3 separate regions of the Mus musculus genome follow, and regions 2 and 3 are each linked to region 1. The links are chromatin loops, found by intact Hi-C in ENCODE. Cell type or tissue: left cerebral cortex. All regions are shown on one strand.

The links. Hi-C counts contacts between places; a loop is a spot of excess contacts. Peaks named below come from ENCODE experiments on the same cell type or tissue, not always from the same donor. Only the 100,000 strongest peaks of a DNase experiment are listed, where the experiment ranks them.
Region 2: it touches region 1 in a loop (3-fold over the local background); 5 of 42 quality-filtered maps call a loop at or near these places.
Region 3: it touches region 1 in a loop (2.0-fold over the local background); 23 of 42 quality-filtered maps call a loop at or near these places.

The regions. Positions count from the first base shown.
Region 1 is chr5:123,628,597-123,636,596 of GRCm38, forward strand. Clip1 (CAP-GLY domain containing linker protein 1) reads right to left here. Exons shown (of 24, transcript NM_019765.5): 9 at 1,629-2,573. Among named protein-coding and RNA genes, the nearest start is that of Clip1, 52 kb to the right of the region's middle. In left cerebral cortex, CTCF peaks have their summits at 80 and 3,237 (motif pointing left); no DNase peak of the experiment used is centred here.
Region 2 is chr5:123,926,060-123,934,059 of GRCm38, forward strand. Denr (density-regulated protein) reads left to right here. Exons shown (of 8, transcript NM_026603.4): 7 at 939-1,078; 8 at 1,191-2,773. The coding sequence ends at 1,235. Ccdc62 (coiled-coil domain containing 62) reads left to right here and starts at 4,630. Exons shown (of 13, transcript NM_001134767.1): 1 at 4,630-4,801. The coding sequence starts at 4,640. In left cerebral cortex, CTCF peaks have their summits at 686 (motif pointing left), 4,178 (motif pointing left), 4,392 and 7,072 (motif pointing left); a DNase peak (open chromatin) is centred at 4,602; H3K4me3 peaks cover 1,356 bases; H3K27ac peaks cover 962 bases.
Region 3 is chr5:123,681,979-123,689,978 of GRCm38, forward strand. It overlaps Clip1 (CAP-GLY domain containing linker protein 1), which reads right to left and starts at 2,383. Exons shown (of 24, transcript NM_019765.5): 1 at 2,274-2,383. In left cerebral cortex, a CTCF peak has its summit at 3,031; DNase peaks (open chromatin) are centred at 1,371, 2,030, 2,534, 2,853 and 1 more place; H3K4me3 peaks cover 2,934 bases; H3K27ac peaks cover 3,043 bases.

The DNA of each region.
Region 1 (8,000 bases):
TTTCTTCTTTGTCAATAGAACAGCTTCTTCCACAAAAGCCGTTCATCATCAGTCCCAGAGCCTCCACTGGGGGCAGGACTGGGGAAGAGTATCTTGGGGAACTGAGGCTGACATTTGACAGGGCTGGATAACAGGAAATGTGGACGCTTTAGTTTCCTAATCCTTGACAAACAACACACTTGTCTAGTCTCCCAACTCCCCAAACAACACACAAAAAGGAACAGCCCCAGGAGGGGAGGCATGTCTGTTGTAATCCCAGTACTTGGAAGACCAAAATACGAGGACCACTGAGAACTCAAGGCCAGCGTAGGCTATAAAGCCAACTCTAGGCCAACCTGGGCTACAAAGTGAGACCCTGTATTAAACAAACAAACAAACAAACAAATAACAAAAATAAAGCCCACAAGGGACAGGGACATAGTGAGACATGTTGTAATCTCAGCGCTTGAGAGGAAAAGTCAAAAGGACCAGGAACTTAAGGGCAGCTTGGGGTACACAGTGAGACCCAGCCTCAGTTTTCTTGCCACCTCCAGAAAGCAAAGGTTAGATGGTATGGTGGTTGGAATGAGCATGGCCCCACAGGATCATATATATTGACTACCTAATCCCCAGTTGGTGAAACTTTGAAAGGGATTAGGAAGTGGCCTTGTTAGAGGTGGTATATGATAGATGGGGGGTGGGGGCACGCTTTGAGGTTTCAAAGTCTCTCATTCAACCCATGCTCACGGAGCTCGTGCTCCAGCACCACCTCTGCCTACCTGCTGCCAAGCTCCTGCCAGGGTGATCATGGGACTCACACCCTCTGAACTACAACTTCCGGATAAGCTCCTCCCTCTATAAGTAGTCTTGGTCGCGTCTTATCACAATGGGATTCTTCATTGTGGCATAAAAGTACGGTAACAATGCAAATAGCTCTGGGCTCCTGGCCTAACTTGGTGAGAGCACTACTTAGCACAGCATGCTGACTCCTACAGCAGTTAAGAAGCTCTCCAGAGCTCATGTTCTACTTTAATACAGAAATAACCCTATAAGCCAGGGAATGATGCGGGCAGAAAGGGAATAAATAAACTTACAGTGTGGTTTTTGTTTTGGTTGATTGTTTCTGTTTTGTTTTGACAGGGTCTCTTTATGTAGTCCAGGCTGGCCTGGAACTGGACTGGCAAACTTCCTGCCTTATCATTCTAAGTATTTATTATATGCATGTACTACCAGGCCCAGCCTGAGCGTGTGTCTGTGTGTCTGTGTGTCTGTCTCCCTTCTTCCCTCCCTCCTCCTCAGCCCCCCCCCCCTTAAACCTTACATCACTGTTTTAGGAAGTCAGCTCTATTTTAAACAGAGAGTATAAGCTTAAATAGGAGTTTACATCATGGCCAGGAGATAAAGTAGCAGATAAAGTTTCCAAATAATAGGAAACTAAAATTCACACGGCTGGCCATTACTTGCTCTGCTCTCCTCGGAAGAAGCCACACTTGAGAGCCTCAGAGAGTATTCTACTCGAGTGGATGCACCACACAGCTCACGTTAGATCAGGCGTTTTGGAGATGAATGACTTCAACTTAAAAGTAACAAACAATGAAAATAACAAATGAAAAAGGGGGAAAAAAAGGATGGGAGATACCAATACAAACCTTGCTACTTTCAGCGTTCCTTTCAGTCTCTAAGTTTTTAATCTGCTTTTCAGCTCCCTCAAGCTGCTGTCTAAGTGTCTCGAGCTCCAGTTTACCTTCGGAATTGGCTTTCCGAAGCGCATCAAGATCCAAGAGCTTTTCTTTGACAGCACTGAGCTGCGATGTAAAATTACCAATGACCTCGCTTTGTTCAGTGTACTTGGCCTGCAGAACCTCTAGCTCCTTTACCTTAATCTCCGCCTCCTGCAGTTTGTTTAGCGTGTCCTCCATTTCCACTAGGTGCTGGTCTTCTGCACTGTCCAGTCTCGCTTTGACGGCCTCCAGGCTGTCCTCCTTCTCTTTAATGATCTTCATCAGCTTGGCCTGCATGGTCTCCATCTCTTTAGCATGAGCAGACCGCTCAGAGTCCTGTTTACTCTGTAAACTTTCTATTTCGTGCTGGTAATCTAGTCTCAGTCTCTCTATCTGTGTCTTTAACTCAGCAAATTCAGCGGAGTCCGTTCCAATGCCTTTGCTAAAGGACACCTTCAGCTCCTCCATTGCCTGCTGGTGGGATGCTATGGCGGTCTCCAGTTTGGACTTCCATAGAGCTATCACATCGGAGTTCTCCTTATTAGCGTGGTCGAGCTTGCTTCTCAGGGACTCGTTCTCTTTGGAAAGCTTCTCAGTGGCCGTGTGCAGAGCCTTGATCTCCTTCTGAAACGCCTCCTCTCGAGCTCCGAAGTGTTCCTTCAAAGAAGTCATCTCGCCCTGGTGGTCAGTATGGATGGCTTCTAGCTTTTCTTGCAAAGCACTTATTTCTTGCAAAAGGGAGAGAGACATATCCACATCCCCAGGAGGTTTACTGGACTCTAGCCTTCTTCGGAGCTCAGCTACTTCCTGTGCTCTCAATGCTAGGTCCTTTTCTAGTTCCATTATTCGGGACTTTTCTGAGACGGTAGCCACCTATTAACAGCGGTCATAAGAGACAGAGAGCACTGATGATTTTCCTTATTTACCAAACACCCAGAGTCAAGCAGAGCCCGCCTATCACATGTAAGGGTGAACGTCTCGGGCTCGCACAGGGAGATAATGGCTTAAGCTCAATTCCGGAAACTCTACTGCATAATTACTATAATCGTCAACAAACTCCTACCGTGCTGAAGTCTCACGTGGATATTGAGTTTATCTCACTCCAACAATATCTGTCTCAACTCTAAGGAAGCTTAAACTGGAAGTTCTCATTAACTGATAAGAAGTTAACAGAGACAGTAGCTTCCAAATAAGAGATTCAGTAATCTGCCTGCCTCCTGGAAGCAAGACTGCTCATTTGGTCAGTTTGTTCTGTTGCCTTTACCCAGACTGCTTTCAGGAGCGCTTTAGGTGCTACTCCACCTGAGGAGCGATTCAAGCCCACTGTGCACACAGTCATTAGCCACAGGTGTCTCATCTAAAGCAAGCCGTGCCATGAGACACAAATCAGGATTTGAAAACTCAGAGAGAGGGCTGGAGAGATGGCTCAGCGGTTAAGAGCACTGACTCCTCTTCCAGAGGTCCTGAGTTCAATTTCCAGCAACCACGTGGTGGCTCACAACCACTGTAATGGGATCTGATGCCCTCTTCTGGTGTGTGTGAAAACAGCTACAGGGCACTCATATAAATGTAATAAATAAATCTTAAAAAAAGAAAAAAGAAAACTCAGAGAGAAACAGACATAAAATATCTTAAGATTTTCATAGTCATTGTATGATAAAATAACATTTTAAACAGACTGGGTTTTATATACTATTCAAATTAATTTCACCAGTAACTTTTCATGTAGTTATCAATCAGAAACTTAAGATTCTGTTTATGTGGCTTGCACTCTACATCTGAGAGATAGCAGATATACAAGGTCTGAAATTCCCCATGTTTCAGTGAGCAATGTATTGACTGTAGACTAAAACACCCCGTTGGATAAGGGAGAAAATGTACTGACTTTGTAGCTGTCACTAAAACTTCACTTACCTGTAGTAGTTATACATTAGCCTCCCGCACACAGACCCCTTTGTGGCTTTTTTAATTGTGTCTGCACTCTGATGTTTGCATCTTGTTTCCCTAACCCAGTGGTTCTCAGCATGAGTGCACACACGAGAAGAATGTACATCTAAGCTGCACACTTGCTACCTCCACATACTTTGATCCTATCTGAGCTCTGGGGTTTTAAAAAATAAATACTCCAGAGTTAGGGGAAAAAATACTTCGTCATCTTGTGCCTTTTCATCCTACAAACATTTTTTTTTCTACTGCTATTTCCTAGGCTCTCAGTTTGGAACAAAAAATATGTGGAAAGTGGTATCTAAGGACATAAAGATCATTTAACTAACCTGGGAAGTAGAAGGGAATACAAGCAGTTTTAAAATACCAGTGGTCCCAGATTTCAAGAACCAGCCTCTTCCTACTTTCAGATTCCTGCCCACATTGGATAGGGACAGAAAACACAGGACAAGTGTCCTCTGCTTCCTATGTTTGCCCCGGCATGTTGTGATGCTCAGCAATATAAATGTCCAAGAGGAAAGAAGGAGGGAGGCACCACACAGTCACTAGCTATTATGGAACTGACTACAGCTGTGGGCCTTTGCAGTTATATAAATGTCTCAGATTAAACACGTTAATTCATTTATATTCCGGTCTCTAGGGAGGAGAGGTCCATCAATTTCTTACAACTAATATATAAAACATCAATGAAGCCCTTTGCCACAAGATCATAGCATAAATAAACCAAAGTCTACCGGTAGGTCCGTTCCCGGTCACAATGGAACTGTCAAATTCAGAGAACACCAAGTAAAAAGCAATAGGGTGGTGGCTCTCTGTGTGGCATTCTGACACTTCTATTTGAAATTTCCCAGCATTTGCCCTCAGTCACAATTCTCCTGCCGGTTTATGGCCATAAAAGCCAGCAACTGCTTCTTATTCGTGCTCGGATTTCTACCGCCCCAGGTGAGCTGGGTATAAGGAGGCTAGGGAGGAATTCTAAAATGCCTCCTGAAAAGGACTGCAGGTGATGGGAGAAGCCGGTGGACCACTGGTTCTTTTCACATGTGGCAAAGTAGGAGTGAGGGCCAACAGAAGACATTGTTTGTTACAGATGGCTGTAAACTCTAATTCGAAATGGCTCTAAAGGGATACCTTAGTACAAAACCAGAAAACATTGCATCTGTTTGCTGTCTAAGACATGGGAGAAGAATTCAGAAGTAAAAAAAATGTGTATTCCCTTACTTCAGTTATATCAAGGGCCTCTGTCTCCTAAGTCCTTTGGATTTCCCAGAGCAAGTCTTTCGCACCAAAGTAGTACCTACTCTTTTCTCCATCTTTCTTTTTTTTCTTTTTTCTTTTTCTTACCAAATACATGTTCATTTCTGAGGCCAAGTGGAACCGTTTTCTTTTTGCTTTTGTTTTTTTCAGGCAGGGTAATTCTCCTGTCTCGGCCTCCCAGGGGCTAGGATTACAGGTATGAGCCACTATGCCCAGCTTTATTTATTGACTCATTTATTCTTTGATTTGAAGACCTGCTTGTCTGTGCATAGGTTTGTGTGGCTGTATATATGTGAATATGTCCACAAGTACACATATTAGCCAGATGACAACCTCAAGTGACTTTCCTTGGGCTCTTTCGTGTGTTTTTGAAACATGGTCTCTCACTGGCTTCAAGTTTACCAAGTAGACAGGCCTGGCTAGCTGGCCAGAAAGCTTCAGGAAGCCTGTCTCTGCTTCCCCAGGGCTGGCATTACAAGCATGAACCGCAATGTCCGGCCTTTTTAAACATGGATTCCGAGGACTAACCCCAGGTCCTCGGGCTTGCAAAGCAGACCCCTGACAAGTGCGCTCTCTCGCTACCCTTTCCTCTTCATTAGAAAACTAAGGGATGTGACTGAGAAAAGGGAGGTTATTCATTGTCTAGATTTTTACATCAGTGATTTCACACCAGAAGAAATTTCTACAAATACTATTGATTCCAAAGAAAAGTCAGGGTAACAAATTTGATCAGATAGATGCAAAGTAATTTTTGACATTTTAAAGGCCAATCATGGTCAAACATGATTTTACAGGTACATATATGAATATACATATGTATATTTATTATTTTTTACATGTGAGTGATTCTGATTATTTCTTTTAACACAAATCAAAAGATTCCTATAGTAATTATGAGGACAGAATCTGGAGCCAAATGACCTAAAAGGCACTTCTGGCTCCTCTATTATTATATTATTAGCTGTGAAACCTTAAACTTTCTGCAAAAGTCGACAGAAAAGGCAATAATAATACAATCTACTTCCAAGGATGATGAAAAAGTTGAATAATATTTACAAAGCACGTAGAATGAGTGACATGGCAACTCGATAGGTGCTTTAATATATAAACAATTACAAGAGGGCCGAAGCCCTGGCCCCAAAAGAAGTCATTCTTTCCCCCACACATCTGACCTTCCTAATCGCTGAGATTTTAATCTAGTGTCAGAAAGGAAGGAGATGTAAGTTCAGCCATTGAGGGGAGAAGTGAGTGGAGAAAAAGAAAAAGATAATAGGGGTCAAAGTTCAATTCTCATTTAAAAAAAAAAATGAGCTAATGTTTCCATTTCTTTTTCCCAGCAAGCCAGGGCAAAGGCAGGAAAAAGCATAAATTATTTAGAAAACCCAGTAACTAGGAATAGGAGAACTGAAGGACAACTCAAGTCCTGCTGTAGAGACCCATGGAGTTTATATGGTAGAAGGCTTCTGATCTTGATTTCGGGTAAGTTTACTTTTGACAAAATGCTTTACAACCTGCTCATCACTCTATGCTCCCCAATACCTGAGCAGTACTGAGACCAAACTCAGGCTGAACCACTGGGTCAAGGCTCAGACTGACAGCAGGCCAGTCGCCTGTCGCCCGACGTGTCCACCACTCACACTCGTGACGCTGCTTCAGGAAATAGTGAAAGCCATTACCCTAGTGTCTTCTAACTCCCTCTGGAGTTTGTCAGCTTTGGTCTTTTCAAAGAGCAGGCTCTGTTCAAGCTCCTTAGTGCGGGCATGCTCCAGTTTGGTCTGCGTCTGTTAGTAAAAGGGAAGAGGAGAAGAACACACAGTGCCACCATCACATGCCAGCACGAGAGGAGAGGAGAGAGAGAGAGAGCGGCATGCAGGCCGAGCCACCAGTATTTTCTGCCATGGGACAAACAGAAAGAGTAACAAGGAGAAAGAGGATGGAGCTGCCAGGGACGGAGGGAGTGAGGGCGGGCACTATGAACAGAGGAGGGAGGCAGGAGCAGGGCAGGAGCTAGTCTGTTGAGAAAGAAAAACATGGAGGACACATGAGGCAGGATGAAGTTTCAGATGCATGCAGCCAAAGATATGTTATCTTGATAAGTGAAGTTTATCAGCACAAATTAGCATAGTTAATACCCCCCCTAACTATCATCTCCCCTCCCCCACAATGGCTACTTGACACTAAAGTGTATGTCGCTGACTCAGGGACTTCACAAGGCTGCTTGGCCCTCAGAAAGATCATCACCCTTTCACGATGGATGGGGAAGACGATGCCACAGTCTTCAAGCACTCAGGAGGCCCTCAGAGCAGACTGCTGGGCCTGGCAAATAATGTGTAATAAAAGCCGGCTGGTGAGAGCACTGAGTGCTCTTCCAAAGGTCCTGAGTTCAAATCCCAGCAACCACATGGTGGCTCACAACCATCCGTAACAAAAATCTGTTGCCATCTTCTGGAGTGTCTGAAGACAGCTACAGTGTATACATATGTAATAAATAAATAAATCTAAAAAAAAAAAAAGAAAAAAAAGAATCTGGGCTGCCTATGGTGGCTTTAGCCTACAGTGGCTTAAGCCTATAATCCCAGTGCTTTTGAGCCTGAGGTAGGAGGATTGCGGCAAATATTTGGCTAGCCTGGGCTAACACAGTGAGTTTGAGGGCTGAGCTATAGGATAAGACCGTGTCTCAGAAAATAATTATATATAAATGAACAAATAAAACAGGCTCTAGAAGCCAGTGCCAAGGCACCCAGCAGTGGTGTCTGCAGAAGTGGGTGATGCTTTCTGGTGAGGTTCTCTACAGCAGAGCAAGGCCACAGAAACTAACTTCCTCCCAACTGGGAATTCTCAAAGGCTTAACTCTCTGTGGAGGAGAGGGGAGGGTTTGAGATTACAAAGCCAGTGTTTAGTAAAGATCTCCCTCTGAAACAAGCCAATTAAGGAGATCAGACAAGAGGACAGTTAAACTCCAGATATAAGGGACTTGTTTTTATTCTTAAATGAATTTGTTCTTTACCAGCTCATAAGGTAAGAAAGGATGGCAACACAATTATGCTGAGAGAACTGCTGGGATCTCAGGGCGAGTGGGACCTGGAAACCACACCATTG
Region 2 (8,000 bases), 300 kb after region 1:
GGTAGATAGAATTTAATACTGCCCAGGACTGCTCCTATTTTTCTACCAGCCTTTTTTGAGAGGTTTGAAAACTAGCCCATCTCCAAGATTTGGCAGTAGAGGTGAGGGAAGGTGGGTAATGGTGTGAAGGTTTGTTCAAAGCCTTCAGGTGTTAGATTTAAATTGTTGAGATGGCATACCTATAATACTGCCACGTGGGAAGCTGAGACAGGAAGGCTCGATGCATCTGGGCTTAGATATATAAAGGCCTGGTTCTCTGTTTCTAGTCTTTCTACTATAAAGAGCTTAATTAAGCATGATGCTTGGAAGTAATATGTTCCTGGATTTTCTTCTTTTTTTTTTTTAAACATGGTCTTTCTTTTGTGGCACTGGATATCCTGAACTCACTGTTAGACCACACTCTCCTGTAATCCAGAGATCCTTCTGCCTCTGCCTTCTGAGTGTTGGGATTAAAGGTGTGAGTTACCATACCCAGCCATTTGGTCTTACTGTGTGGTGGAATAGTGTGGAGGATGCTGCTGTTTTATGTACTGAGACTATATGACCTAGAAAATATATGTTATGAGGCTGGAGAGATGGCTCAGCGGTTAAGAGCACTGACTGCTCTTCCAGAGGTCCTGAGTTCAAATCCCAGCAACCACATGGTGACTCATAACCATCTGCAATGGGATCTGATGCCCTCTTCTGGTGTGTCTTAAGACGGCTTCAGTGTACTCCTACATAATAAACAAACAAACATTTAAAATAATTCATGTTAAGCCCTCTTGCCTGTGGGAGTTTTAGTTACTCCTGGTGGGGCGGGAGGAGGTCATTAATACCATCTGTTAAATGGATTTAAAATGTAGATGAAATTTCAAAATGAAGAAATACCTTTGTTTACGATTCCAATTATGCTCTCGCCCTTTCTTTTTCTAAAACAAACAAACAAACTGAAACAGAAATTGATCTCAAAGAAGCACAAAGATTTTTTGCTCAAAAATTCTCGTGCGGTGCCTCAGTGACAGGGGAGGACGAGATCATCATTCAGGGAGACTTCACAGATGACATCATTGACGTCATTCAGGAAAAGTGGCCAGAGGTGAGTGCACAGGCGGCGTGTGCCCATGGATGCAGGTTCTTAAAGCAAGTCATTTCCTTTCTTTCTTAGTTTTGGCCACAATTCATGAAGTTCTTTCACCTGTGTCTTCTAGGTGGATGACGACAGCATTGAAGACCTTGGAGAAGTGAAGAAGTGATCCTGAAGTCATGTGTTTCTAACTGTGACCTGAGAGCTGACACGGCCAGCAGAGGAGAGGCCTTTCAGAATATATACATATGTACATTTGTGTGTATATATACCCTACAGTAAAGCTGTCGACTCCTCGTCCTCGGCGTCCTCACTGTTCCGTACAAGGCTGCTTGCTTGCTTGGTTGGTTGGTTTGGTTTGTTTTTTTTTAAATTGCCAAAGTCTGAAAAGTGAGAGAGAGAGAGAGACTGTCATGCTTATGCATGACTCTGAATTTAGTCAAATAAAACATTTTGGTCATTTGGTACTGATTTTTTTTTTTCTCTTTTTTAACTTTTCATTTTTAGAAAAACACTCTAGATTGTCCCTCCACTCAGTGCTGTCAGTGAACCCAGGGCCTCGTGCATGCTGGGCAAGCACTGGCACTTCTCTGTGGGAAGTTTCTGTTGGTTAGCTTACGGGTAGAGAGCTGAGCAAACTTCACAGAAGAATTTGTCTTTCATTTCCTTACTATAAGTGTGTCTCCTTGGTTGGTGAGACTCTAATGGACTTTTAGTTGGATTAGTTCCTTCATTAGCAAAAGTCCACTTTGTCACAGGGTGGGTAGGTTTGCTCAAGCTGTTTGGAGATTACTTGGTACAGTGTGTTAAACGCCTTAGAACCCTGTGCACTGTTTGACCCAGTAAACCACTTCAACACTATCATAAGCTAAGGGCAAGTCCTGATACAACTCATGGATGAGGGTGCCAGGCAATGTTACAATGTTGGAGCTTATAAATAGTACAGACTGGGTACAGAAATGGTGCAGCCTGTGGTAGGATACTATATATTTGAAAATGCCTTTTCCAAGAATATTAGGAACCTGTTTGGTGATGTTGACTAAGACTGCAAATTTGTTTTAGACATTTATTCTTCCTGTTGGGAGTGACAGATGCTCAGCAGAGCCAGGAACTCTTACTCTGCCTATTTACCGTGGGGTAAAATTCTAACCAGTTAAAAACAGCTTCTATCTGTTTTCAGTCTATAGTTTGGGAAATAGCAATTAAACTATCATACTGAGAAACTAGTCATTTTAATGAATCGGGTGAACTTAAGTTTTGAAAATCAGGTGTTAACATGTGAAAGTCTTTTATCTTTTAAATGCCTTAAGTGTGGGAATATATGTAGCTGGGCAGAAGTGCTTACCTACCATGCTTGTAGCGTCACAAACACAAGTTGTTAAAGATTCCTTCAAGAATGTAGAGTCCACGAAATCATTATGTGAAAACATCCTTCCTTGAATGAAAGGATGCTTTTTTTGTTTGCTTTAAAGTCTTAGAATAAAATGTGTAATAAAGATGTGAAGTTAAGGGCTACAGAGATGGCTCAGAGGTTAAGAGCACTGACTGCTCTTCCAGAGGACCTGAGTTCAATTTCCAGCAACCACATGGTGGCTCACAACCATCTGTAATGAGATCTGGTGCCCTCTTCTGACATGCAGATATATATGCAGAACACTGTATATAATAAATAAATATTAAAAAAAAATAAGAGTGAAGTTAAAAATGAAATTCTTCGCTAACTGAATTTGGCTAAGTGGGGACATTTGGCAAATCAAGTGCACCAGTCATGGCTATCCAGTGTGTATTCTGGTGGTGGTTTCTTGGTGCTGTAAGAGTCCTGGTATAGGTACTACACCCTCGGTGTTCATGGAAGACAGGTCAGTGTCCACAGACTGTGCCCCCTTTGGGTACGATGCCAACAGAAGCTAGAAGAACCTGTAGGGGCCCCTGAAGCTGGAGTTAAAGGTGGCTGTGAGCTGCCTGCCCATTTGCATGCTGGGAATGGCACTTAGCACTGTTAACCACTGAGACCATCTCTCCAGACCTGAAACAGTTCTTGAAAAATGCATTTTCAACCCTTATCCTTATCATCAGCAGGTGTTACTGCTAGAAAGTAGTCTAAAATTGCCCTTATTGATAATGTGACTTTTTTCCTTTCACTTGAAATTTAACCTTCCCCCTAGTTTTAAAGGTTGATTTTAATTCTAATTGTCATAATCTTGTTTTGTTTTGGGTTTGGGTTGTCTTAGAGCTTGCTCTGTAGACCAGGCTGGCCTTGAACTAGGACCTCTGACTCCGGAGATTTAAGGATTTAAGGTGTGATCAACACCTGGCTAGTTTTTTAATCTTTTTGCTTTTTCATTTGCTACTTTTTAGTTTTTCGAGACAGGGTTTCTCTGTGTAGCCCTTGCTGTCCTGGAACTCACTCTGTAGATACCAGGCTGGCCTTGAACTCAGAAATCCGCCTGCCTCTGCTTTCTGAGTGCCGGGATTAAAGGTGTGCGCCACTCATTTGCTACATTTTTATTAGGTCTGTAGCATGTGGTAAAGAGTTTGCATCCTGATGGTGACAGAGATTCGATCCCTAGCACACATATAATTTTAAGTTCATTTATTTTGGTGTGAGTGTGTGTTGGTGTGCAGAGATAAAACAACTTTGAATTCTCTCCTTCCACTGTGGAATCCTAGGATAATTCTCAGGTGGTCAGGCCTGGGTGGAAATAGCTCTTAGGGTCCAGGGTTATTCTGCTTGCCCCCACCCCCTTCTGACTCCCTAACAACCATAAAACGAAAGGCCGAAATCCTAGAGCCTGGGAAGAGGATGGCTGGATAGCCCTTCTGGCATAAGTGGTGGACCTGCCTCAAAGGTGATGATGGAAGGCCTCTGGAGGGAGACTCTGGAAGTTGCACTGATGCGGGAATGCACAAACATGGAAATAATGAGACCCAGAATTCCCGTAGGTCTCCGTCGTTTCTCCGCGGGATCCAGCAGTATTATGGTAAATGTGGCTGGAGAGATGGCTCAGTGGTTAAGAGCACTCACTGCTCTTCTGAAGGTCCTGAGTTCAATTCCCAGCAACCACGTGGTGGCTCACAACCATCCGTAATGAGATCTGACGCCCTCTTCTGGGGCGTCTGGAGACAGCTACAGTGTACTTACATATAGTAAATATATTATATATATTAATGATATAATTACTAAAATATCTTTTTAAAAAATAATAACATGTCACGGTTCTCATCACTACTAAGAGCAGATCGATGATCGATTGACTGGCAGACCCTCTGTCTCCAATGATCTTGGTTCAGACCAGTGCTGAGAGCCCGGCCCGGTTCTTCAGACTAAACATCCACAGGGAGGGACCCAGGATCACTGGGACCTAGAAACGGCTTTTAATTCACTTCGTCTTTCCCGCTGCGACGCTCTGGGAACCTTAGAGGGGCCGAAGGCTTCCGGCGTGGGAATGAATATAGGTTCACGTTCTTGATCCGCGAGCGAGCACAGGCGCAAGTCTCGCGAGAGCATCACTCCTGCGCAACGTCCGAGTGCGGCCCGCCGGCTGGCCCGGCGGTTTGAGTGCGCATGCGCGCATGCGTAGCTCTGAGGGCGCGCCGTCCTGGGCTGTGGCTTTGCCCCCGCCGCTGCGGCCGTGCGCCTATGGCGTCTCGGAGGTGACCCGCTGCTGGCACCAACTCTCTCTGGGGGCGGGGGAGTCATCCATGAACCCTTCGGCGACCTTATACCGGCGCCAGGTGAGCGCCGCCGCCCCGGGACAGGGCGCCGAGAGGCCGGCCCTAGCTGGGACCCAGCGACGAGGCACGAGCACCGGAGCGCTGCTGTTGAACGTTGGCAGGGACATTGCCCTCCCTCGCTTATTTAACAGTAGCCTAGCGAGTGGACCGACTTCTTCCTTCCCATTGACAGTCTCGAAAGTGAATTTGCCCAAGGATTGCACTTAACGTATCAGTGTAGGGTGACACGAACACTTTTTGTATGATGGGTTTATTACCTGGTTACCTCCACTGAGCCCCGTCCCCCCCTCCCCCCGCTGCCACCCCTAATAGACTGGAATCCAGGTACTGTGACTTGGAATTCCAAGTTCTTTTGTGTGTGTATTTAGGTACTAGTAACTGAAAGTCATTATAAGTCTTTTTCAAAGTACTGTCCGAAATCATATACATGACTGCCCTATGAACTTGTCGTGCCCTCCACGCCCTGGGTAGACCATGCTGGCATCGCTCTGAACTCCCCCTGCCTCCTGAGTTCTGAGAATATCCGTGTGAGCCGTCATATCCCAACGTTAAATATCTTTAACTTGGGGGCTACGCTTAGCTTGGTGGTAGAGTTGTCTTGCACGCATGGGGCGAGTTCAGTCCCCACCTTTCCTACACAAAAACAGAACATAATTCTGTACCGTATGGTTTGGTTTGGTTTTTGGTTTTTCAAGACAGGGTTTCTCTGTATAGCCCTGGCTGTCCTGGAACTCACTCTGTAGACCAGGCTGGCCTCGAACTCAGAAATCCGACACCTGCCTCTGCCTCCCAAGTGCTGGGATTAAAGGCATGTGCCACCACGCCCGGCTGGCATCTGAGTTCTGTGAGTTCAAGGCCAGTTTGCAAAACTGACAGGGCTGCATAGCAAGGCCCTGTCTAACTGTAACTAATAATAATAATGATAGCTAATGCTGAGTGATTACTATACTCCAGGCACTTATGACGACTATAGGTCTGTAATTCCAGCTATTGTGGAGTCTGGAAATTTCAAGGACTCAGAGTGAGCCCCTGGGCAAGGCAATTTAGTGAGACTAAGTCTCAAAAGGTTATTTCCATAAAAGGCTGTGGAGGTTAGAGAGATGGTTTGATGGTTGGTTAAGAGAACCGTTTGCTCTTCCAAAAGACCTAGGTTTGATTCCCAGGGCCCCCCTATTGTTACTCATTAATGTCAGCAGTTCTGATAGCAACTTCCAACCTCCACAGGCACTGAGCCTGCAAGATACACAGATGAACACGCAGTAAAGCACTCATACACAGAAGTAACAATAATTAACAAATGCTGTAGATATTGCTCAGTGATAGGGCATTTGTCTAAGAGTACTGCCGTTACCCTTTTACGGGTAAAGACTGAGAGTGGGAGATGCCAGGTAACCTCATTAAGGTTATATAACCATGATGTGGCCAACTCCAGATTCAGGTTGATAGGACGTGACATACATTGGACTTTAAAACGGTTAGTCACAACCAGATGCTGGTGGTACACGTCTTTAATCCCAGCCCTTGGGAGACAAAGGCAGGCGGATGTCTTGAGTTCAAGGCCAGCCTGGTCAACAGAACAAGTTCTAGAGCAGCCAGGGCTCTACAGAGAAGTTCTTTCAAAAACACAACAACAACATAGTGATAATAATAACCAAGAAAGATTATAGGTAATTTTTGTCTTGTAAGCACCACCATGCCTGGCCTATTGTTTAAATTATGTGTGTGTATGTGTGTGTGGGTGTGTGTGTGTGGGGGGTGTATATGACATGTAATGTAGACGTAGCACATGCGTACATGCAGAAGTCTGAGCACAGCTTTGGGAAGCTGGTAACTTCTTTCCCTCCAACTGTTACCTGGGTTCCGGGCATTGACTCGTATTGCCAGGCTGTAAGGCAAGCACTTTTATATACTGAACCCTCCCACCCTTTCTTAAGATTTATTTTTTTCTTTTATATATGTGTGTGTGTGTTTTGCCTGTACGTTTGTCTGTACCCCATGTGTGTGCCTGGTGCTCAAGGAGGCCAAAAGAGCATCAGATCCCCTGGAACTAGAGTTTTGAGCTGCTATGTGGGGACTAAGAATCAAACCTATGTCCTCTGGATCCCCTTTGCCCTGTTTTTAATTATATATGTTGTGTATGACAAGCAACAATATTAAATTTCCAGGCTGGAGAGATGACTCAGAGGTTAAGAGTGCTGCTCTTCCAGAGGTCCTGAGTTCAATTCCCAGCAACCACATGGTGGCTCAGAACCATCTGTAATGAGATCTAGTGCCCTCTTCTGGCCTGCAGGCATACATGCAAGCAGAACTCTGTATACATAATTAATAAATAAATCTTGAAAAAAAATACTAAATTGCCCTTGATAGATTGAATGTATTTCAGTAATGTATGTGTTAATATTTAGAGTTTAGTTTGTTTGTTTGTTTATATTTTTTGTTGTTGCTGCTGCCACAGGGTCCAACTGTAATTCTGGCTGGCTCGGAACTTGATGTATAGACTAGACTGACCTTGAACTCATAGAGATCCACCTACCTCCAACCTCTGTAGTGCTGGGACTAAAGAGTTGTACCACCACATCTAGCTTAATTTTCTTATAGATTAAAATTCCTATTCTTTGATAAGAATTGACTATAATATTGTTAAAAAAAAACACAATTATTTCATGTTTATCTTTCCTTGGTTTCCCCAAAATTTCTAGGCCAAGGATTGGGAATATAACTCGGAAGTTAGATCCCATGCTCATTAATGCCGGTTTGAGCTCTAGCACCACACACACACACACACACACACACACACACACACACACACAAAGGCAGCAGGAGGTGTGTGCGCAGGAGCGCACTTTTCTGCATGCGCGCATGCGTGTGTGCTGGAGTACACAGAAGGGCAGAGCATTGCTGACCAGAACAGGAACACTGACAGTGACGGGCGGGGAAGGCAGAAGCTGAGTGAGTGGGTTTAGCCAGAGGCTTTGGAAGTCCTCTGACTCTCTAAGGACTGTGTACTGTACGATGGAAGATGAGAGAGGCAGACCGTGCGACAGGCTTGAACTTGCTTTAAACAGAAGTAACTTGATATATTGTCCTTAAAAGAGGGTGAAATTAAATTTTACAGTTCAGAGATGGCCACAGAATAACTGTTTGGAAAGTATATTGTGGCTGATGTGTGGTGTTGGGTTTATCTGCATTCAAAACCACC
Region 3 (8,000 bases), 53 kb after region 1:
TATCTGAGGTGTGCAAACTGAATAGAGCTCATTACACAGACAGACCACAGCTCCATAAGCAGCCATCGAAGGGTCCGTAACACTTCACCAATACTGAAATAACAGGCATGCCATGACTAATAACACTGACTCTTATGTTTGTTTCTTTTTCAAGTCAAAGTTTCCTTTATAAGCCAGGCAGTGATGACACCCGTCTTCAATCCCAGTACTTAGGAGGCAGAGGCAAACTGGTTTCTGTGAGTTCAAGGCCAGCCTGGTGTACAGAGTAAATTCCAGGACAATAAAAGCCACACAAAGAGACCCAGTCTTGAAAAACCAAAACTAAAAGAAAAATTAAAAATACTAGTTTTTAGAATGTATTAAATTTCTTAAAGACAAGAACCAGGTTGGCTTATTTTCGTGCTCAGCAATGACTGAAAGAGCTGAGAATAGCAAAATCCTCATGTTCAGAGATACTACCAAAGTTCCCACCCAGGTTCAATGTTTACCTCTCTAATCCAGGCCTAGGAGGAAGCCTAACCACTTCCTCTGAACCTCAGCAAGAGTCCCAGGCTCTCAGCTGAGCAATCACCCACTTCCTTGGCTTTCATAACGTCCAGCCTTGCCTTTTACCATTGATTCACTGCCCTAACAAACTAACTTAGCAGACTGAGGTACAGTTCTTGACAACATCTCGTATTGGCTGTGACTCTGACCTTTCAGTGCCCTCCCTGTAAAATGACGATGACAGCAACCTCCCTAGGTTGGATGGATTACATGAGATAAAAACAAAAACAAAACTCTGCACTTGCCCAGAGCACGGTCAGAAGGAGCCCTCCATAAACCCTAATTGTTATTATTTCAAGAGGAAGAAATGCCCCAAGGCTGAGGAGCAACAGTCCTGAGGATACTTGCAAAAGAGCATCATTACGCCTAGAAGCCAAACGCGGCTCTCCTAACTGGGAGCCACAATTAGGAATAATAATCATAAAATCCTAGCATGAGAATCACCAAAGCACCACCGCATAAATACTAACAGAGCCCCAAGCAGACAGACAGACACAGTCCTGGGCCTAGAAGAGGCTAGACTGCCGACTCACACCAAAATGAAAAAAAACAAAAACAAAAACAAAAAAAAAACCAAGGAAATGACAGAAACATATCCACTGTCTTAATAAATAAATAAGTAAATAAATAGAAACAGTAGTTGGCAAGTTTTTGCTAAAAAATGGGTATGCACGTGGATTCCAGACTTAACGAGTCATTTCTTCATACCAGAGAGGTGGGGCTGGGCAGGGAGGAAGGGGGTGGTGTGCGGTTTCTGCCAGATGGGAAAAGCCACATGAAGCGGAGAGACTACGGGATGTCAGGGCAGGACTCCAGACTCAGAAAAAAATAAAAATAAATAAAAATTAAATAAATTAATCCGATATTCTGTTGTTCTCTCCCCAATAACGCAACACCTCCAGGTTCGAGACAAACCACAAGGCTCTCTGCTTTTAAAATAGTCACCCCATCCCCACCCCCAACCCCGAACAAGTGTCATCTGTCTTCCGCGCCAACCCCCGACCGCGCTGGCAGGTTCGGGTTACCGGGCAGCGGTGATTTCAGAGATCTGGCACCCTGTTTCGCCCTTCTACCTTCACAGAGAATCACGCTCCAGGGGTCTGAAGGAAAACAAAAGCCCGGGGCCGAACAGCCAGGGACCGGGAACCGGGGCCCGAGCCGGGCCGGGCTGAGCCCGAGCGCCACGGGGCAAGGGCGCCCTCCATGCCGGCTCGCGGCCGGCCACCCGGCGTCCCGGGCCTGCCCGAGGAAAGCTCGCCCAGATGGCGAGCGGCGGGAGGCGTCCAGGGCAACAGGTCGAACCGGACCCGCGGCCTCTGGGAGCGACGGAGCCGTCCCCGGAACCTCCCCCTCCAAGAGCTGGGGAAGAGGACGCGGGCTCCTCCGAGAACGGCTCCCGAGGCGGCGCAGGGACAAGGAGTCCACGCTCCATCTTGAGGCGGCGGGAGGAAGGCAGGCAAGGCCCCGGGCCGCGGCTGCCAGGGCCCGGACGCGCGCGGCTCGCACGCAGCCAGCCTTCCCCGCAGCCACGCTCTCCCCGCGCCCGCCACCCTCCCGGGTGCGTCCGCGGCTCCTCGGCCGCCGTCCCGGTGCGTGGCGGGAGCTTGAGACGAGCCTTCCCTCCCGGCGTTTCCCTCCCGGATCCCCGGGCGGCGGGAAGGAGCGGAGGGAGAACGGGTGGGACGGCGAGGAAGGAGAGATGGAGATGGGGCCCGCGCTTCGCTCACCGCCTGGGACGCCGCTGGTCGCCGTCACCTGCCTCCCAGCAGCAGCAGCAGCAGCCGCCGCGGCCGCCGCCTCCCGCCTCCCCGGCTCTTCGGCTCGGGGCGGGGAAGAGAACGTGACGCGCTGCCGCCGCCGCCGCGGGGCCGGGAGAAGACGCCGCGCCGCCCCTCCCCGTGCCCGGGCCGCTGCCGCCCGCGAGCTCCCCTGCCGCCCCTTTGTCTGCCTGCTCCCCTTGCGAGCCCCTAAATCCTCCACGATAAGGAGCAAGATGCCGGGGGACGGACCGAAGGGCCTGCAGACGCGGGTGCCTTGGCATTTCAGGCTTCTCCCTGTTTCCTAGCCAAGTGTGCCCAGAATATGCAAGTCACCCCGGATGGCTACCCGTAGACTGGACCAACCGCAGCCTGCCGTTTGGGGATGGGATGGGGTGCGGTTGGAGAGTGGGGGAGCTGATTGATTTCATTGACCTCCCTTTCCCGCCTAGAGCAGGGTGATAAATCCGTTGCCCCAAGTTGGAAGGGAGATGCCCATAGGCAAGCTCAGCTTGGGATGAACGGTCTCTGCTCTCCAGGAAATCACTGAGGGGTTAAAAAAAAAAAATCCTTTGAGATGAGCCCAGGGCTGCAGCCCAGTTAGTTTAAGAAAAGCGTCTTTTATTCGCCCCAGTCGTTTGGACAGAAGCCCAGGTTAATGTCCCGTTCGGGCTCCTCCCCAAGCAGGGATCCCCTTGTCAAGCTTTTGAAAGGGACTGGAGAGGACGCTGCAACAGCCGGCTCAGGGCTGCGCTAGCAGAGGGCGGCCAGCATTTCGCTCCCATGGACCATGGCAACCCCAGAAGTTTTGCAGCTCCCGGCAGAAATCTGCAGCTGTTGGAAGCCCAGGTTTCTGCAGTGACTCAGTATTGATGGAGAAGGGGCCAAGGAGGAAATATTCTGAAGGGCGACCTCCCTTCTTGACCTTTATTTAAAACACCATTGTGTCTGGGCAAACAGGCACCTCAGAGAGCCCAAGAAGGGAACTCCACTGGAAATGCACAAAGTAAATTTCATCTGCAGACCCTCCTGTCCATTTAAGCCTTAAATCACACACACACAAAAATAATCTATTATTCCACCTGAGCCTGATATGTGAGCTCCAAGGTCAAGAGGTGAGAGTACCCTGGGAACCCAGAATTCATTCCTACTTAGGCAAGCAATACTTACCCGCTGATCTGAGTACAATTCAACTCTGTTTTTCCTCTCTTGGTTATTCCAGATGGTTTCTGTGTGTAATAGCCTTGGCTGTCCTGGAACTCTCTTTGTAGACCAGGCTGGCCTCAAACACAGAGATTTGCCTGCCTCTGCCTCCTGAGTTCCAGGACAGCCAGAGCTACACAGAGTATACATAGAACCCTGTCATAAAATTTATAATAACAAATAAATAAAATATTTAATAATAATAATAATAATAATAATAGCAGCCAGGCCTATTGGTGTGCACACTGACAATACTAGCCTTCAGGAGTGGGAGGCAGCTGAATCTCTTGAGGTTAACCTAGCCTGCTCTACATACCATCCAGGGCTATATCCTGGCGATGAGTAAAAATGTATTGGGGTGGCAGCAGCACACGCCTTTAATCCCAGCACTCAGGAGGCAGAAGCAGAGAGAGCTCTGAATATAAGACCAGCCTGGTCTCCAGAACGAATTCCAGGACACCCAGGCCTACACAGAGAAACACTGTCCTGAAAAACCAAGAAAAAAAAAGTGGAAATGATGAGAGAATGACAAACTGCTGTTTAGAATCCCAGGATGAGCTCTCAAAGAGAACCAGCCAATGACCACAAAAGCTCCATTCAGCTAACCAAGAACAGCAGTAGGCACCATCCTGCAAACTACACTCCAGGCCTTCTCAATAGACTAGGGCTCTGAGTACAGACGGCTTTACAATGTGGAGGGTGACCAAAGTCACTTATAAGGTTGCCATCACATATCTAAGATCCTGTGCCTTTTTAAAAATCCAGTAAGGCAGGATATCTGTGAAATTGGTGCTTGATGCAGTAGTTCTGATCAATGAATATCTTTTTGAGTGCACACACACAAAAAGTTGAGACCTCCTTCCACAACATCCAACACAGTGAAGTACATGGGGACACATGTTCACAGCATTCACAGCAGAAGTGGGTTGTTTGTTTGTTTGTTTGTTTGTTTACAGCAGAAGTATTTGATATAGTCAAAAATCGGGAACAGACTGAGAGTGTTAGCCCAGCATCACAGCACTGGGAAGTCAGAGGCAAGTGGATCTCTGAGATCCACATAGGTCTACCTCGTGAGTTCTACACCAGCAAGAGACCCTGTCACATAACAGCTAAGTAAATATACATGTTTTTAACACTTAGTATATTCACAGTACAGTTCCTCAAAATGTTAAACAGAGTTCCCATGTGATCCAGCATTTATACTCAGAGGTATAGTCCCAAGAGAAATTAAAACATGTGTTGCAGGGCTAGAGAAATGGCTCAGAGATTAAGAGCACTGGCTGCTTTTCCAGACTACCCAAGTTCAATTCCCAATACCCACATGGTAGCTCACACCTCTCTGTAACTCCAGTTCCAGAGTTCTGATACCCTCATACACACATACATGCAGGCAAAACAGCAATGAACATAACATTTTTTTTAAATGCTATACAACTGCCAGGGTGTGCCTGGTGGTAAGTGATAGTACACGCCTTTAATCCCAGCACTCAGGAGCCAGAGACAGGGCCAGCCTCAACTACAGATGGAGTTCCAGGACAGCCAGAACTACACAGAAAAACCCTGTCTCAAAAAAAATTATATATATATATGTATATACACACACACATATGGTGTGTGTGTGTGTGTAAAATATATAAAACAAAAACAAAAACCAAGCAAACAAACATCTTGGTAAACTGTTTGTGAGGGCAAGTGTCTGTAAATCCATCCCTTTGAAGGTGAAAATGGGAGGATTTCACATCCTAGGCTAGCCTGGGCTACATAGCAACTTCTAAATTTAGGGTAGGCGGGCTCCTCTAGTGATAACCCCATCTCAAACTAAGCAAAGTAAACATTCCTGGCAGCATTACTCATAAGAACACAAACAGAAACAGAAATGATTTTCAACTGGTGGGATGGAAGGCACGATACGAAAGTGCAATGCATTTCTACATGTTAAAAACTATTTAAACTTTTCTCTAAAGGCACCCACTTGTTTTAATGAGTATGGGCAAGACTGGGGAAATCTGTATGGGGGAAGTATGGATGTGTCAAACATAGCAGTGTCTCCTTGTGACACCAAGCTGTAGTGATAAAGGACTGGTGAACGCTGCGAAGACTGACTGGAAGATGAACAGAAGACACCCTTGTGCATTAGGTTTTACTTCCGATGAGTCTCTTAATTGATTTGAAATATAAAGCTGAAATAACAGGGTCAATGAGATGGCTCAGCAGGTAAAAAGGTGACTGCAGCCAAGCTTGGTGATGTGAATTCGATCACAGGGTCCCACATAGAGGAAGAAGTGTATGAGCTCCTACAAGTATCCTCTCGCCGGGCAATGGTGGCGCACCCCTTTAATCCCAGCACTTGGGAGGCAGAGGCAGGCAGATTTCTGAGTTCAAGGCCAGCCTGGTCTACAGAGTGAGTGCCAGGACAGCCAGGGCTATACAGAGAAACCCTGTCTATATATATATATATTGATATCTGGCCAATTGTTGATTTGTTAGCTTGAGATAGACTCCCATTTAGCCCAGGCTAGCTTGGTCCTTGTTATGTAACTAAAGAAGACCTTGAACCTCTTGATTCTCCTGCTTCTTCCTCCCAAAGGCTAGGATTATAGCTATGCACCATCAGGCCCGCTTTACTCTGTTTACTTTTTTTTTTTTTTCGACACAGGGTTTCTCTGTGTAGCCCTGGCTGTCCTGGAACTCACTTTGTAGACCAGGCTGGCCTGGAACTCAGAAATCCGCCTGCCTCTGCCTCCCGAATGCTAGGGTTAAAAGTGTGCACTACCACTGCCCTGCTTGCTTTAATTTTTAAAAAATTGTGAGTGAGCTTAGTACGTGAGTATGTGCAGGCATGTACATATGTGCAGGCCAGAAGGCAGCCTCCAAGGTCATGTCTCAGGTGCTACCTTAGCAGTCAAGACTTTTTATGTGGGTGCTGGCATGGAGCAGAAGTTCTCATACTTTCATGGTAAGCATTTTGCCATCTCTTCAGACCCTGTATTTCCATTTGTTAAATTAGCAGATGGTGGTGGTGGTGGCACACAATTTTACTCCCAGCACTTGGGAGGCAGAGGCAGCAGAACTCTGAGTTCAAGGCCAGCCTGGTCTGCAAAGAGAGTTACAGGACAACCAGGACTACACACAACAATCCTCTCTCCCCCAAACCCCCAAAAAAAAGAAAAGAAAGAAAAAAAAGAAAAAAAATTATCACTCTACTAAAGAGCATAACAGGTACCATAGGTGATGACTTCCTTCCTACCGGGCACCTCACTTAGCCCAGCAGGCCTTAAGGTCCGAGAATTCCCTTGGCATCTAGGATGAGCACCTCCACCCTCACCTCACACTTCAGGCGAAGTGTCAAAGCACAAACTGGCACCTGGAGTGAGGAAATTAATTTTAGTTTCACGGGCTCTTTTTGCAACTGTAAAGTGAGGTTTCAGGCTGCTAAAGTTAACACTCCCATCTCTGACTGTTTTAAGGAGTTTAGATTTAAAAGGGAAATAGCTTGTATTTTCATCTTCATTTGTAGTGTCGAATACTGAACTTAGGGCGTTACTAGCAGGGAAGTGGACCCATATGAATATGTGTGTGTTACAAACAACAACAACAAAACCAAACAAACCTCCGTGCTTGATGGCAAACGCCTTTAATTCCAGCACTCGGGAGGCAGAGGCAGGTGGATTTCTGAGTTAGAGGCCAGCCTGATCTACAAAGTGAGTTCCAGGACAGCCAAGGCTATACAGAGAAACCCTGTCTTGAAAAACCAAAAAAAAAAAAAAAAAAAAAAAAGGGCTGGTGAGATGGCTCAGCAGGTAAGAGCACCTGACTGCTCTTCCTAAGGTCCGGAGTTCAAATCCCAGCAACCATATGGTGGCTCACAACCATCCGTAACGAGATCTGACGCCCTTTTCTGGAGTGTCTGAAGACAGCTACAGTGTACTTACATATAATAAATTAAAAAAAAAAAAAGAGCATACAAAGAAGTCTTAGGACCCAACAAATAAAAAGACTAGCTCTTAAAAAAAAAAAAAAAAAAAAAAAACCAAAAAAACAAAAAAATGAATAGGAGACTGTTTGGAATATTCTAAACCTTAGTTTCTAAAACCCCAAAAGCTAAATAGGAATCTTAAAGAATCTATTTCCTACCCTGATGTGTCGTCCTCCCCAGTCCCTACCCTGCTATTATCTGTCAGTATATTCTGTAAACAGTGATTCATAACTCACTTCTGTTCTATAACATAAAAGTCCATATAGCCGGGCAGTGGTGGCGCACGCCTTTAATCCCAGCACTCGGGAGGCAGAGGCAGGCGGATTTCTGAGTTCGAGGCCAGCCTGGTCTACAGAGTGAGTTCCAGGACAGCCAGGGCTACACAGAGAAACCCTGTCTCCAAAAACCAACCAACCAACCAAACAAACAAACAAAAAACCCAAAACCAAACAAACAAAAAGTCCATATAGCGTTTCCCACAAGTTGTCCTCTGACCTCTATATATGCCCTACATATGG